Regions from separate parts of the Homo sapiens genome. Here region 2 is linked to region 1. A link is an interaction called in ENCODE POLR2A ChIA-PET data of the cell type or tissue named here. Cell type or tissue: B cell. All regions are shown on one strand. Each heading gives the region's core, and the rest is flanking DNA. Links, peaks and the distances in the headings are about the cores only.

The links. ChIA-PET counts read pairs that join two places held together with the same protein. Peaks named below come from ENCODE experiments on the same cell type or tissue, not always from the same donor. Only the 100,000 strongest peaks of a DNase experiment are listed, where the experiment ranks them.
Region 2: POLR2A ChIA-PET joins it to region 1 with 5 read pairs; 2 of 35 experiments call an interaction of 5 or more read pairs at or near these places.

Annotation. Positions count from the first base shown.
Region 1 is chr22:41,669,957-41,678,153 of GRCh38, forward strand. SNU13 (small nuclear ribonucleoprotein 13) reads right to left here. Exons shown (of 3, transcript NM_001003796.2): 3 at 3,977-5,239. The coding sequence ends at 4,977. It overlaps LOC107985567 (protein LLP homolog), which reads right to left and starts at 7,204. Exons shown (of 1, transcript XM_047441692.1): 1 at 5,246-7,204. The coding sequence starts at 7,169. The coding sequence ends at 6,786. In B cell, for the core only: a CTCF peak has its summit at 3,418; a DNase peak (open chromatin) is centred at 3,348; H3K27ac peaks cover 414 bases.
Region 2 is chr22:42,214,139-42,220,804 of GRCh38, forward strand. TCF20 (transcription factor 20) reads right to left here. Exons shown (of 6, transcript NM_001378418.1): 2 at 1-1,203. The coding sequence starts at 1,167. Among named protein-coding and RNA genes, the nearest start is that of TCF20, 53 kb to the right of the region's middle. RefSeq lists enhancers at 845-1,344, 3,615-4,203. In B cell, for the core only: no CTCF peak of the experiment used is centred there; no DNase peak of the experiment used is centred there.

The sequences.
Region 1 (8,197 bases), core at 1,744-5,743:
AACCCCGTCTCTACAAAAAAAATACAAAAAATTAGCCGGGCGTGGTGGCAGGTGCCTGTAGTCCCAGCTACTTGGGAGGCTGAGGCAGGAGAATGGCGTGAACCTGGGAGGCGGGGCTTGCAGTGAGCCAAGATTGCGCCACTGCACTCCAGCCTGGGTGACAGAGCGAGACTCCGTCTCAAAAAAAAAAAAAAAAAAAATTCCACAGGTACAAATGAAACAGAGGCTCATTCCCATGGCTGGCAAAGGTGATGCCAGCTGTTGGCTAGAGGCCTTAGGACCTCCATGTCCTTAAGTCCATGGCAGCTGACTTCCCTTATAGCCAGTTATCTGAAGAAATGAAGGCAGAAACTGCAATGTCACATCGATTCTGCCAGACTCTGAGTTGGTGTGGTAGACTATACGAGGGCGTGAATCGCAGGTGAGGAGCACTGGAGCCATCTTGGAGGCTGGCTGCCACAGGTCATTGTGAATATTGACTTGCTACTTTAAATTATTTCCTTCCTTCACAAGAGTATAGTTATCTTCCATCCCCATGACCCTACCCCCAAGTAGATACATCAGCTCAAGCCAGAGGCCATACTTGATTTTTCCAAATGTAACCTGGGCTAGACATGGTGGCTCATGCCTGTAATCCCAGCACTCTGGGGGACCAAGGCGGGCAGATCACCTGAGGCCAGGAGTTTGAGACCAGCCTTGACAACATGGTGAAATCTCATCTGTACTAAAAATGCAAAAATTAGCCGGGCATGGTGGTATGCACCTGTAATCCTAGCTACTCGGGAGGCTGAGGCAGGAGAATCTCTTGAACCCGGGAGGCAGAGGTTGCAGTGAGCCGAGTCTGCACCAATGCACTCCAGCCTGGGTGACAGAGTAAGACTGTCTCAAAAAAAAAAAAAAAAAAAAAAAGTAACCTGATGCCAGGGGAATGGGGGACACTCATTTCCAAGAACAAGCTGCCTTTCCATCCATCAGTTTGAGATCAAAGATAATGAAAACGTTCAAATACAACAAATAAATAATCTCTTTAGGTCAATACTGTAAATGTAAAACTATTTAATTGCAGGTTCTCTTGGGAAAGAGTTTCAGGAAACACTGAAAATCTGAAATTCCTAACCAGTTGTGTTTGGGGTCAGGGGAACCTTTGAGACCTGATGAAAGCAACGGATTCTCTCTCAAAAATAAAATGTTTAGAAACAAAAATCAGAAGGCAATCTCAGGCTGGGCCCAGTGGCTCACGCCTGTAATCCCAGCACTGTGGGAGGCAAAAGCAGGCGGATCACTTGAGGTCAGAAGTTTGAGACCAGTCTGGCCAACGTGGTGAAACCCCATCTCTACTAAAAAATACAAAAATTAGCTGGGCGTGGTGGCACACTTCTGTAATCCTACCTACTTGGGAGGCTGAGGCAGAGAAATTGCTCGAACCGGGGAGGTGGAGGTTGCAGTGAGCTGAGATCATGCCACTGCACTCCAGCCTGGGCAACAGAGACTATGTCTCAAAAAAAAAAAAAAAAAAAAAAAAAAAAGAAAGCAATCTCAGACATTAGTTATGTTTAAGTTAAAAAAAAAAAGTAGAATGTTACAGAGCTGGGGGAAAAGGAAATTATGAGGTGGGGTAGCTAGGAAAGGCCCTAAAGAAAGGATGTTTGGAGCCGGGAACGGTGGCTCACGCCTGTAATCCCAACACTTTGAGAGACCAAGGTGGCGGGGGGAGGCGGGGTGTGGGCCATGAGGTCAGGAGTTTGAGACTAGCCTGGCCAACGTGGTGAAACCCCGTCTCTACTAAAATACAAAAAATTAGCCAGGCATGGTGGTGGGCACCTGTCATCCCAGCTACTTGGAAGGCTGAGGCAGGACAATCACTTGAACCTGGAAAGCGGAGGTTGCAGTGAGCTGAGATCGCGCTATTGCACTCCAGCCTGGGCTACAAGAGCCAGACTCTGTCTCAGAAAAAAAAAAAAGAAAGAAAAAAGTCATTACGTTGGCTGGGCGGGATGGCTCACGCCTGTAATCCCAGCACTTTGGGAGGCTGAGGCAGGTTGGATCACTTGAGGTTAGGAGTTCCCGACCAGCCTGGCCAACATGGTAAAACCCCGTCTCTACTAAAAACACAAAAGTTAGCTGGGCGTGGTGGCGTGTGTCTGTAATCCCAGCTATTCAGGAGGCTGAGGAAGGAGCATCGCTTAAACCCAGGAGGCGGAGGTTGCAGTGAGCTGAGATTGCTCCACTGCACTCCAACCTTGGTGACAGAGCGAGACTGTCTCAAAAAAAAAAAAAAGTAATGTGTCATTTAATGACAGAGGTAAGTTCTGAAAAATGCATTGTTAGGCAATTTCGTCACTGTGTAAACACCATAGAGTATACTTACAAAAACCGGCTGGGTGCGGTGGCTCACGCTTGTAATCCCAGCACTTTGGGAGGCCGAGGTGGGCAGATCAAGAGATCAGGAGTTCAAGACCAGCCTGACCAACATGGGGAAACCCTGTCTCTACTAAAAATACAAAAATTAGCCGGGTGTGGTGGCGTGCTCCTGTAATCCCAGCTACTCAGGAGGCTGAGGCAAAAGAATCGCTTGAACCCAGGAGGCGGAGGTTGCAGTGAGCTGAGATTATACCACTGCACTCCAGCCTGGGCGACAGAGTGAGACTGTCTCAAACAAACAAACAAAACCCTAGATGGAACAGCCTACTATACATACACCTAGGCTACAAACCTGTACTGCATGTTACTGAATACCGTAGGCAATTGTAACACAATGGCATTTGTGCATCTTAACGTAGGAAAGGTACAGTAAAAACACAGTATTACAATCTTAGGGGACCACTGTCATATATGTGGTCTGTCATTGACCAAAAACACTGAATGCATGACTGTGAAAAAGTAAGCACTGTGTAAAATTCCACCATCCAAAAATATAAAACTGCTTCAGGGGTGGTGATGAGAACACTGGAGTAAGCTGGGAGAAATGACCAGCCCAGGATGCACAGAACAGGTCCGACTGGCTAAGGTGGCTGCCAGGTTCCCCCAGGTGTGCTTCTTGCTAGAGCAGGGGTATATTGGCCCAAGCTGGCAAAGAGGGGATCACTATGGTACCCAGTTACTTGCACCTTGGAAGATTTCTCAAGCTGAGTTATTAGGCTCTCAAGGAACTTATCCTTAAGATAATAAGTAGAAGAGGCAAGTGAGGGGGCAGTGGCTTTAGTCACCAATACCAATCCTGCATGTGCCAAGGGTTACTAGAAACCCTGATTCTCCAACAGTGATTCTCAATTGGGGGTGATTTTACTGCCGGGGGCATTTAACAATGTCCGGAAACATTTTTTGGTTGTGGGGGGGTGCTGCTATTGCCACCTAGCGGGTAGAAGCCAGTGATGCTACTAAACATACAACACACAGGGCAGTCCTCACAACAAATTAACCAGCCCCAAATGTCAACAGCACGGAGGTTGAGAAAGCCAGTTCCAGTGATAGCAATGCTCCAGTTGAGTGTGTATAAGACGACATTTTGAACTGCCAAGGTAGAAACTACCTGGTAGGAGGAGACAGCTCTTCCATAGCCTTCTGGTAAAAAAAAGTCTAAGCAAGTGGCCAGGCGTGGTGGCTCACACCTGTAATCCCAGCGCTTTGCGAGGCTGAGACAGGCAGATTACCTGAGGTCAGGAGTTCAAGACCAGCCTGGCCAACATGGTGAAACCCTGTCTCTACTAAAAATACAAAATTAGCTGGGCGTGGTGACGCACGCCTGTAATCCCAGCTACTTTGGGGGCTGAGGCAGGAGCATCACTTGAACCCAGGAGGCAGAGGCTGCAGTGAGCCGAGATCGTGCCATTGCACTCCAGCCTAGGCAACAAGAGTGAAACTCTTTCACAAAGAAGAAAAAAAAAGTCTTAAGCAGCTATCACCACTCTAGTAAAGCTAAGTATGTCTTCATTCCAATTTTAGCCGGATACTTACTAAGAATCAGGCACTGCCATTCTGTCATCAAAATGGAACAGATTTATTAGGATGCTCACAAGAATGGAGAACACATGAACTAGCACTCTCCTCATGTGACAGAGAGTACATCTGACCCACATGGTGGCAGGACACAGGGGAAGGGCTCTCAGAGCTGGTGCCAAGTGTCCACCAAAGAAAGTCCCATTCACCAGAGACAGGCTGTTTCCTTGGACTCCACCATCTCTGTTACAGCTACCAGCCAGGTCTCCATGATCTTCCTGGAATCCTTCATGCCAGCATCAGTTCATGCTCTCTGAGCTTGTCACTCCCGACTCTTTCAAGACCCAGGTCAACTGCCCCATGGCTCACCCACCCAGGCTGCCTCCGGAGTCCTGCAGCACATCTCTTTGGTATGCTGCTGCCCTGCTACCCTCAAGGGCATGGTTGTGGGTAGGGGGAGAACATCAACATCACATTACCAAAAGCAAACAGCAGGGGTACATTAGTAAACGACACTTGGACATAGCCGAACAACCTCACAGAACACATGCTTCCTCCCCAAATGATACCTAATCCCCCAAGAGCAAATGAAACCCCTTGATCACTTGAACACGTATGAATGATTCTGTGTGCCAGGCACAGGGACACACAATGAATGCTGTTTAATTCCACCACACCCCGCACACAACAGGAAGCTAGTGGCTGAAAGCTGGAACCAGATCTCTGTCCTGGCTCCATCAGCTTTCTCCTGGCTCTTTCTGCCTTTCAACGGTGCCACCACCCTGCTTCTGTCTGCTCTGAACACTTGTTCCAAAAAGGGAGGATAAAAGGATGAAGGATGGCAGAGGGAGGGAGGAAAGGAAGGGGGATAGCAACCCTGTAAAACAGAACAAAAACAACACAAAAATCCAGAAACCAGATTTAGTACTACATTTTATAACAATAGAGAGTAGCTGAAAATACTACATGCTAACACAGATAATATGATACACAACCTCAGGGGGGAAGCTGGCAGGGAGCACGTGGCAGAGGCCACAGGTTTAGACTAAGAGCCTTTCAATGGACTGCTGAATGGATTGGATCTGCTGTTTCAGCTGCGAGCCTTCTTTGATGGTGACAGAACAGGCGATGACAGGCCTGGAGACCCCACAGGCTCTCCCCAGGGCCTGCTTGGAGCGCACAAACACGTAGGGCACATTCTTGTCTTCACACAGCAGCGGCAGGTGCAGAATGATCTCCAGTGGCTCGGCGTCTGCAGCCATCACGATGAACTCAGAGATGCCCCTGTTGAGGGTTTTGGTGGCTGCGGAGAGAAGGACGTGAAGCTAATAGGTGATGTGGGCTTGGGCAGGGCAGCCACAACAAACTGGGAAGAATGCCTAGGCACACACAATTATGTGTCCTAGACCGGCCCTGGGATATGATAAAGGATTCAAACACCAGTCAGTCATACACAATGGCATTTTCTCAAGCCCTACATTAAATCCACCACTTATCCTCAAAACACGTCCTGAATCTGACCACTTCTTCTTCTTCTTTTTTTTTTTTGAGATGGAGTCTTGCTCTGTCACACAGCTGGAGTGCAGTGGTGCGATCTTGGCTCACTTCAACCTCCGCTTCCCGGGTTTAAGTGATTCTCCTGCCTCAGTCTCCCAAGCAGCTGGGATTACAGGCACGTGCCACTGTGTTTAGCTAATTTTTGTATTTTTAGTAGAGAGAGGGCTTCACCATGTTGTCCAGGCTGGTCTCAAACTCCTGACCTCAAGTGATCCACCCACCTCGGCCTCCCAAAGTGCTGAAATTACAGGTATGAGCCACTGTGCCTGTCCTAATCTGACAACTTTTTTCTTTCTTTTTTTTTTTTTTTTCTTTTTTTGAGATGGAGTCTCACACTGTCGCCCGGGCTGGAGTGCAATGGCGCAATCTTGGCTCATTGCAACCTCTGCCTCCCAGGTTCAAGTGATTCTCCTGCCTCAGCCTCCCAAGTAGCTGGGATTACAGGTGCCTGCCACCATGCCCAGCTAATTTTTTGTTTCACTATGTTGGCCAGGCTGGTCTCAAACTCCTAACCTTGTGATCCACCCACCTTGGCCTCCCAAAGTGCTGTGATTACAGGCATGAGCCACCACGCCTGGCCCTGACCACTTCTTTCTACTCCTCTGCTATACTCGTCCAAGTCACCATCATCTCTTACCTTGTCAACTGCAACAGCTTCCACAAACCCCCACCAGCAAGTAGTAGTATATTAATAATATAGTATTTCTCAAGGTATCTGTGACTGAGAGTCAGAGTTTTACCATCTCAATCTGCCATAATCAATACTTCTAGAAAGCTGATCCCACATGCGACTCACCATGCAAGTTCAACACCCCACAGCACCGTTTCAGATGCGTACTCTCCTGACTGCTTGCCTCTGTGGCTCAGTGCGAATACTCTGCATTCATGCTGGAGTACTTGAGAAGGGCACACACTCTAGAGCTACACTGTCTGAGTGCAAATGCTGGCACTCATTCTTGTTACACAAATGACCTTGAGCAAGGTGTTTAACTTCCCTTACTTTTATCATCTATAAAATAATTCTACCTAACAGGATTCTACCTAATAAAAAAAGAATTACCTAATTCTTTTTAACCTAATTCTTTTTTTTTTTTGTATCAAAGAAAATATTTTATTCAAGTTCCCAAAACAAACTTCAGGAGTTATGCTGGGTTTGAATTGAAGAAAAAAGGCCAAGTTAAAATAGGAAAACAAATGGTTTTCATTTGGTGGCAGCTGAAATCAAAGTATACATGTATATACATTCTAATCCATCATCTATCCCATGTGGCATTTTCCAAGGTTTTAAGAGTCTACCACGCCAAACCCTTTGCCACTTTCACTGCTTTTGCTTTGCTTTTCCCCTTTCTTTTCTCTCGCTTTGCCGTCAGCCTTTTTCTTTGCCTTTGGTTCATCCATATTGGGTACTGTCCATGCTGGTCTAGAAGAGTCTTTTTGTTTCTCTTAGTATCAGTCTCCCTTTTCATGTCATCTTTTTCATCTTTTACCTCACATTGCATTTTCTCTTGGCAATGTTTGGGTACCACCACAGTTGCTATCTCTTGAACATCTTTCATTAAAACATCACCGTCTAGTTTGAGAATACTTTTAAGCCTGCTGGCCTCCTTTGGGGCATTCTTTTTTCTCTTTTCAGCACGCATCTTTCTTTTCCACTTACTCCGTAAGCTTTTAGCCATGTTTCACCTGAGAAACGAACACCCACACCTCAGCTCTTTTTAACCTAATTCTAATTACCTAATAATTCTACTTAATAGGATTATTGAAAGGATTAAACCAGTTAATAAGAATGATGAGGCTGGGCATGGTGGCTCACACCTGTAATCCCAGCCCACTGGGAGGCTGAGGCAGGTAGATTGTTTGAACTCAGAGTTTGAGACCAGCCTGGGCAACATGGCAAAACCCCATCTCTACTAAAAATATAAAAAATTAGCCAGGTGTGGTGGCGTACACCTGTAGTTCCAGCTACCTGGGACGCTGAGGTGGGAGGATCACCTAAGCCCAGGAGGTCGTGGCTGCAGTGAGCCATGATCAATGCCAATGCACTCCAGCCTGGGCTGCAGAGTAAGACCCTATCTCAAAAAAAAGTAAAATAAATAATAATAATAATACCTGACACATGGCAAATGCAAAGCATGTTCATTTCTATTGATATTACTATAGCTTACTCACCCTACAAAAGTCATAGGAGTGACTCTTTTATAAGTGTTAAGTAAGATCATAGCAATCTTGCTGTTCAAAATCCTTCTACTCATTTACCATTGTACTCACTGCTAACAGTGGCCTACATGGTCTCATGTGATCTCCTAGTACCTCTCATCCCCACACTTAGTTCCAGCCACACACCAGCCTCCTTAGAATCCCTCAAGCATGCCTTTACACCATGCCCAAAAACGTTTCTTTCCAACACCCTCATCTATTCAGTTCTCTGCTCAAACTCCTCAGACAGACCTTCTCTGAATACTCCATCTAAAAAGACCCACCACTGCCATTCCTATCCCCCTTCTCTACTTTATTCTGTTTTACAGCATTCTTTTTTTTTTTTTTGAGACGGAGTCTCACTCTGTCGCCCAGGCTAGAGTGCAGTGGTGAGATCTCGGCTCACTGCAAGCTCCGCCTCCCGGGTTCACACCATTTTCCTGCCTCAGCCTCCTGAGCAGCTGGGACTATAGGCGCCCGCCACCACGCCCGGCTAATTTTTTGTATT
Region 2 (6,666 bases), core at 2,531-6,530, 540 kb after region 1:
GAGAGGAGATGGGGTAGAACTACAGCTTGGAGACTGAACCACAGAGGCAGCTGGAGAAGGGTTAGAAATGGGGCTGAAGTTCTGGTGAAACTGCATGGGGGACCTCACAGGAACCTCAGGCTGGTTGTACTGCCCCACTTGGCTTTGCAGGGGCAGCTTGGTGGCAGCGTTAGTATACTGCATCACATGCTGAGAAGGGTGTTGTTGTTGCTGCGGTTGCTGCTGCTGCTGCCCCTGTTGGGTCCCTTGTGGAATCTTTGCCTGTTCAAAATTCTTCATAGATTGAGGCTGATAGCTGTAATTGGATTGTGTTCCATAAGCCTGTGCATTAGAACCCACATTGTGTCCTTCATACTGAGATCCAGCATTCACATTGTAACTGCCATCATAGCTCTGTCCAGACTGGCTAAAACGCTGTGGTGAAGGGAAGGAGGAGGAGGAGGAGGAGGAAGCAGAAGACTGATAGTGTTGGCCAAACTGACCCACTCTTAACTGGTAACCAGCAGCAGAGGATGGCAGAGTTGAGGGCCGCTGCATTGGCTGTAGATGGGATGAGCTGGATGCTGGTTGGCCAGTGGCCTGTGGCAGGGGCTGATGGGACTGGTAAAGCTGTTGTCTCAACTGCTGGACTTGCTGCTGCTGCTGCTGGCTGGAAGCCTGCTGTTGGTACTGAGCACTCCCTGGAGAGAAAGGCCCAGTGTAATCCTGCTGATAATGTGACACACCGCCAAGGCCAGAGTGCTGTGCTTGAAACTGGCCCACATGACCCTCACTCCCATACTGATTGCCAAAGCTGCTCCCCTGGGGGGGTCCATAGCTCTGCACAGGCCCAGAAGGCCTTCGCTGAGGAGGCTGTGGGGTTCCTGTAGTCACGGGGTCTTTGTTGCCTGCCATGTAGTAAAAATCTCCAGCCTCTTTCCTGAAACCCTGGTAACCTTGATGGCCAGAGGTCTCGCTAGCCATCGCTGCCGCAGCAGCTGCTGCTCCTCGTCGTCCACCACCACTGCCACTGCCACTGCTGCCACTACTGCCACCTGTACCTCCAAAATTCTGGAACATCTGGGCCTGACGAGGGCTGAACTCTTCTAGCCGGGATGAGCCGTGTACCTCCTGTGGGTAGCTTTGCTGGTTTCCGTGGTAACTGCTTTGCTCCCGAAAGGACTGCATACTGTTCAGCAGCACAGCAGCAGGCCAACAGCCCTCCTAGAAATAGAAGAAAGAAAAACATTAGACACGCATCTCCTTGGTACAAATAAAATCAAGTCTAGATGATGGAGGGAATAAAGATGAATCAGAGGCCCAGATGAAGCTGACTGGTTTGAATTTCTATTTTTTTTTTTTGGTTTTTTGAGACAAGAGTCTCACTCTGTCACCCAGGCTGGAGTGCAATTGCACGATCTCAGCTCAATGCAACTTCTGCCTGCAGGGTTCAAGCAATTCTCTTGCCTCAGCCTCCCGAGTAGCTGGGACTACAGGCGCATGGCCACCAGGCTCGGCTAATTTTTTGTATTTTTAGTAGAGACAGGGTTTCACTGTGCTGGCCAGGCTGGTCTCGAACTCCTGACCTCGTGATCCGCCCACCTCGGCCTCCCAAAGTGCTGGAATTACAGGCATGAGCCACCACGCCTGACCTTGAATTTCATCTTTTATATTTTATCCTATCCACTTCTGAAAATGCACATATGCAGAGAAATGGCCTAAAGAGTGAGGCAAGAATCTGTAGTAGAATGAAAAGCAGCACTCTGAGTGCATACAAACCCAATACAGCAAAAACATGTATGTCTCATATATCTAATAATGCCTTATTAGACAAATGAGCCCCCAAACTCAACCAGATTAAAATATGGGGCTGTGTTATTACTGTCAATGAAAAACAGCAATTTTTCAATAAGCCTCCCAGTTATGCGGGGGAGGGGGTGTGGGGTAAGAAAAACCAAATCCTTTTTTTTTTTTTTTTTTTTTTTTTTTTGAGACAAGGTCTCACTCTTGCCCAGGCTGGAGTGTGCAGGGGCACAGTCGTAGTTCACTGCAGCATCAAACACCTGGCTTCAAATGATCCTCCTGCCTCGGCCTCTCAAAGTTTTGGGACTACAGGCATAAGCCACTACTTTCATTTCTCTGCTTTCATGTATTAGGGTGATCACTGAACTGCGGGTTTTAACACTGGCTGCTGATCGCCACTCCCCAACACTGAGAAACAGACCTGGCCAGAGAACTGCAGCCAATTCCTTATGTCCAAGTGCAAATTTTTGCAGCTTTACTATAATTGCCAACTACCTGTGATGACTGGTGACTCCAGGACACTCAGCCCATATGGGTTCCACACAAACTTTGGAGTCAACCTCTTCTTGGCATATGACTGTGTCTACAGCACCCCTCTCTCCACCACTCTCCTTCAATTCCCAGGTACAAAGGGCTAGACTTAAGCCAGTGAATAGCAGTGACTATTCTTCCAGATTATTTTGGGAGGTTTCCAAGAAGTTCCAGCACCTTTACCCGCCATGTGGTATTTGTATTTGCCAGTTTTTTAAATTCACAGTTATTACTGGCCATTACTATGAAAGAATTAGAAGCAATCATCTTGGAGGACAGCAAAAAACAGAGAGGAAAATAGGAATTCATCAAGCCTAGGACCCAGACTCTTTCAAAGTTATCTGACTGAGCCACCACTTTGTATTACCTATTATAATCCCTCTTAATCAATCAAGCTGATTTTTTCCCCTTTCACCTGGGCCTGTCTCCTCAGAGTCAGAGATGAAAGGGACAAGGCCAAATTGCTCCAAGTGACTTTAGAACCAATTACTTAAAAAAACAAGTTCCAAAATACATATAGGGTAAAGTGAGGTGTAATAGACAGTTTAGTTTAGTTACAATGGTTTATGAAGCTAGTTTCCTAGTTCCCCTGAAGGGGAGCTGAAAATGGAGTTGCCTGCAGGAAAGTCAACAACCTTTTTAAAGGTAAGTCAGATTTATCCTCTCCAATCCCTGGAGTGGCTCCCACCTCATTCTTTGGGAAACTGGTCTCAAAGGCCCCTGCTCCCACCCCCTTGACCTCTCTGAGCTCCTCCCCTATCACTCTCTGCTCTAGCCCCACAGTTGCCTTGTTCCTGGAACAGGCCTACCACATATCTACATAGGAACTCTGTTCTCACCTGCACGTTCTTCTCCCAGAGCCAGATAGCTTGCTCTCCTTCCAGTCTTTGGGCAAGTGTCACTCATTCCCTGGTCATTCTAGTAAAAACAGCCAGCTCCACACCTTTTCCCTGGCTGTAACTCCCTCCCCTGTTTTATCCCCTGCCTGGCCCCATACTTACTCCAAACAGACACATATATGCTACTTGTTTACTGTCTGTCTCTCCTCTGACTAAAATGTAAACTCCTTAAAGGGCAGAAACTGACTGTTCCTTGCTGTAATCCTCACGTCATCACACCGGAGTCTGTGTGAATGATTAAATGGTGTAAGAACTAGGCCTTAGAGAACTAGGCTAGAACTCACATATTCAGAGATGGTGCTGTGGGAGTGACATGAGAGAATTATAGAAAGTGAAAATAGAATATGATCAACCTAAAAGCAGAGCTGGAGGATGCTGAAGACCTTGCCTGTAAAATCCCATGAGTCCGGTTCTAAGGGAAAGACCCAGCTTGAGTCCACATGAGAACTGAGGAAAGACTTCAGAAAGTAAATATTGATTAGAGCAGAAGATGGCCAGTAACCCCAAATTCTAAAAGCTTGACCCATATCTTGAAATATCGTAAGTCTAAAACAGCTAGACAAGGGTCTACTTCCTTAAGCTTGATTATATAGTCATGTGACCCAAAACAATCGCTAAACATTCATGTGCAAATAATGTCAGAATCTAAAGGAAACTTCTCATCCTATTCAAAATGCCTCTGTTGCTTTGTTCCAGTGAATCTGCAGGGCAGTAGGTAATAGCTATTCAAATGGTGATGATGCTGCTTGACACTGTTCCAGCACTTCACATACACTAACTCATTTAATCCTCACAACACTAGCACGCTCCTTTTACAGATGAGGAAACAGAAGCAGAGTTCACAAAGCTCCTAGGCAGCAGGGCTGGGGGCAGGACATGTTTTTAACATTACATTGCCCAGAGGGTCTTCCACATGGTCAGTAAAAAATACCAGTTGTCCTGTCAGTTTGGCCTTGAAAGTGGGTAGCCACCCACAATAAATCTGTCCCTTCACTGCCACCCTCTTATAAGGACCTCCATACTGTTCCAGCTGGCTCTTCACCCGCTCCCCATCATTCTTAGAACTATCAAGAGCAATTCTGTCTACATGAGTATTAATTTTTTCCCCTTGTGATGTGCTCCTGCTCTACTCCTCAGTGCCAGTGGCCTTCTCTAGATAAAACAAGGCTGAATGGGGGCTAAATTGAACAAAAACATTAAAGCTAGCAGTTTAAACTAATGAAAAGCCTTCTCAAGAGATATTCTCTATAAAAAGCTATGTTACATGTTGTTTAATTAATCCTTCTGGAAATAAAATCAGGCTTCTGAAGATCTGAGTGTATAAACAATGTTGCCACTTGCTCCATATTCTTCCTAAATAGGAGCCACCAAGAGCTAAAGGCCACTTTAAACATCAGGGTATCAGGCCTGAGGCTGCCCTATCTCCAGACAGGGAAAACAGATACAGGAAGGACTCCTTCTTAGGTCTGTTCTCAGCCTTCCCCTGCAGATTCCCTGTCCTGTATGATACCCCTTTCCCTATTGTTATGGTTCTACTTTATGAAAAAGAAAAAAAAAAAATCCAAGGCCAAATACCTCCTGCAGGGTTCCAGTCATGCTAAATATTCTTAGTATACATGAAGCACCTGAGTAGGAGAAGGTGGTTGCCCAGGTTTATCTTTTTTAGGAATGCCAAGTAAACCAATTAAGAAAACCAACTAGCATATACCAACGACAGAAAATGTAAACCTGGAGCTATAAAATAAGTAATAGGCTGGGTGTGGTGGCTCACACCTGTAATCCCAGTGTTTTGGGAGGCTGAGGTGTGAGGATCGCTTGAGGTCAGGAGTTCAAGACCAGCCTGGGTTAAAAAAAATTTTAAATGCACAGTGTCATGAGGTGTGCCTACAGTCCCAGCTGCTCAAGAGGCTGAGGTAGGACGATTGCTTGAACTCAGGAGTTCGAGGCTGCAACGAGCTATGAATGTGCCAATGTGCTCCACCCTGGGTGACAGTAACCCTGTCTCAAAAAAAAAAAAAAAAAAAAAAAAAAGCTAATAGAGATAATTCCAATTTTATCCCATCATCTTAAAAAAAGCATCAGTGTAGTCAGTTTTAAAGCACTGTGATTAGTAATAATAAGTGCCTGAATTCCTTTGTTTAAATGAATACAAATAGTAAGGAAAATCTGATACCTCAAAGGAATAAGTCACCTAAGGAACTTGCATACACACTCTAAAAAAGAGGCTGGGCACAGTGGCTCACCCCTGTAATCCCTGAACTTTGGGAGGTCAAGGCGGGCAGATCACTTGGGCTCAGGAGTTCGAGACCAGCCTGGGCAACATGGCGAAACCCTATCTTTATAAAAAATACAAAAATTAGCCAGGCATGGTGATGCGTGCCTGTAGTCCCAGCACCTCGGGGGGCTGAGGCAGGAGGATCGCCTGAGCCTCGGAGGCAGAGGTTGCAGTGAGCAGAGATCGCGCCACTGCCCTCCAGCCTGGGCAACAAAGCGAGATTCCGTCTCAATAAATAAATAAAAAAGAGGCCTACCGATGTACTTCCCATCCATAATGACTCTCCCTTTCCTGTTTTTCTCCTATATTCCTAACTTTCTGAACAGTTTCAGAAGGGCTGTGGAGGTGTATTAGTGAGGTCCAGAACTCTGTGCCTAAACATTCCAGAGTCCATGTGCCGACCTCACAAACTCACTCATAACCAGCTGCAGACTTGTTCTCCCCATCCTATTAGAGGGCTGATGACCTTGCCCTCTTATAGAAAACCAACATTGGCTTTCTCTGTCCTTCTTCCTCCATATGTCCAACAACATCCCACTTCCCAATCCATTCTCTTTTTTGGAAAGAGAGTCTCACTCTGTTGCCCAGGCTGGAGTGCAGTGGCATGACCACAGGCTCACTGCGGCCTCAACTCCCAGCTCAGGCAATCCTCCTGCCTCAGCCTCCCAAGTAGCTGGGACCACAGGCATGGGACCCCTGGCTAATTTTTAAAAAATAATTGGGACTATGGCTAATTTTTATAATTTCTTAAAAATAGAGACAGAGTCTCACTGTGCTGTCCAGGCTGGTCTCAAACTCCTGGGCTCAAGCCATCCTGCTGTTTCAACCTCCCAAAGTGCTAGAATTCAGCCATTGTGCCTGGCCCCAGCTAATTTTTTCATCCTCTGTCATGATTTTCTGCTTATTCTCCTTCTTTGCCTTTAAATCCTCAAGACATTGACAATGATGCATCTAGTTATAGCCTGTGTAAGGGATATTCCCTGTTTGCCCCCACAGCCTCTCCTCACCCATCTCCACCCTACTCTATGCCCTAGAACGGACAATGGAAGGACAACTGACAGGCCCCACCACCCTTGCCTTCTGACCCAGTTTGGCTGGTAAGAGGCAGGAGAGGAGGAAAGTGAGAGGAACTTACTCTCCTGGCTCCCACCCCGAGGTTACTGAGGCTGGCTGAGACCC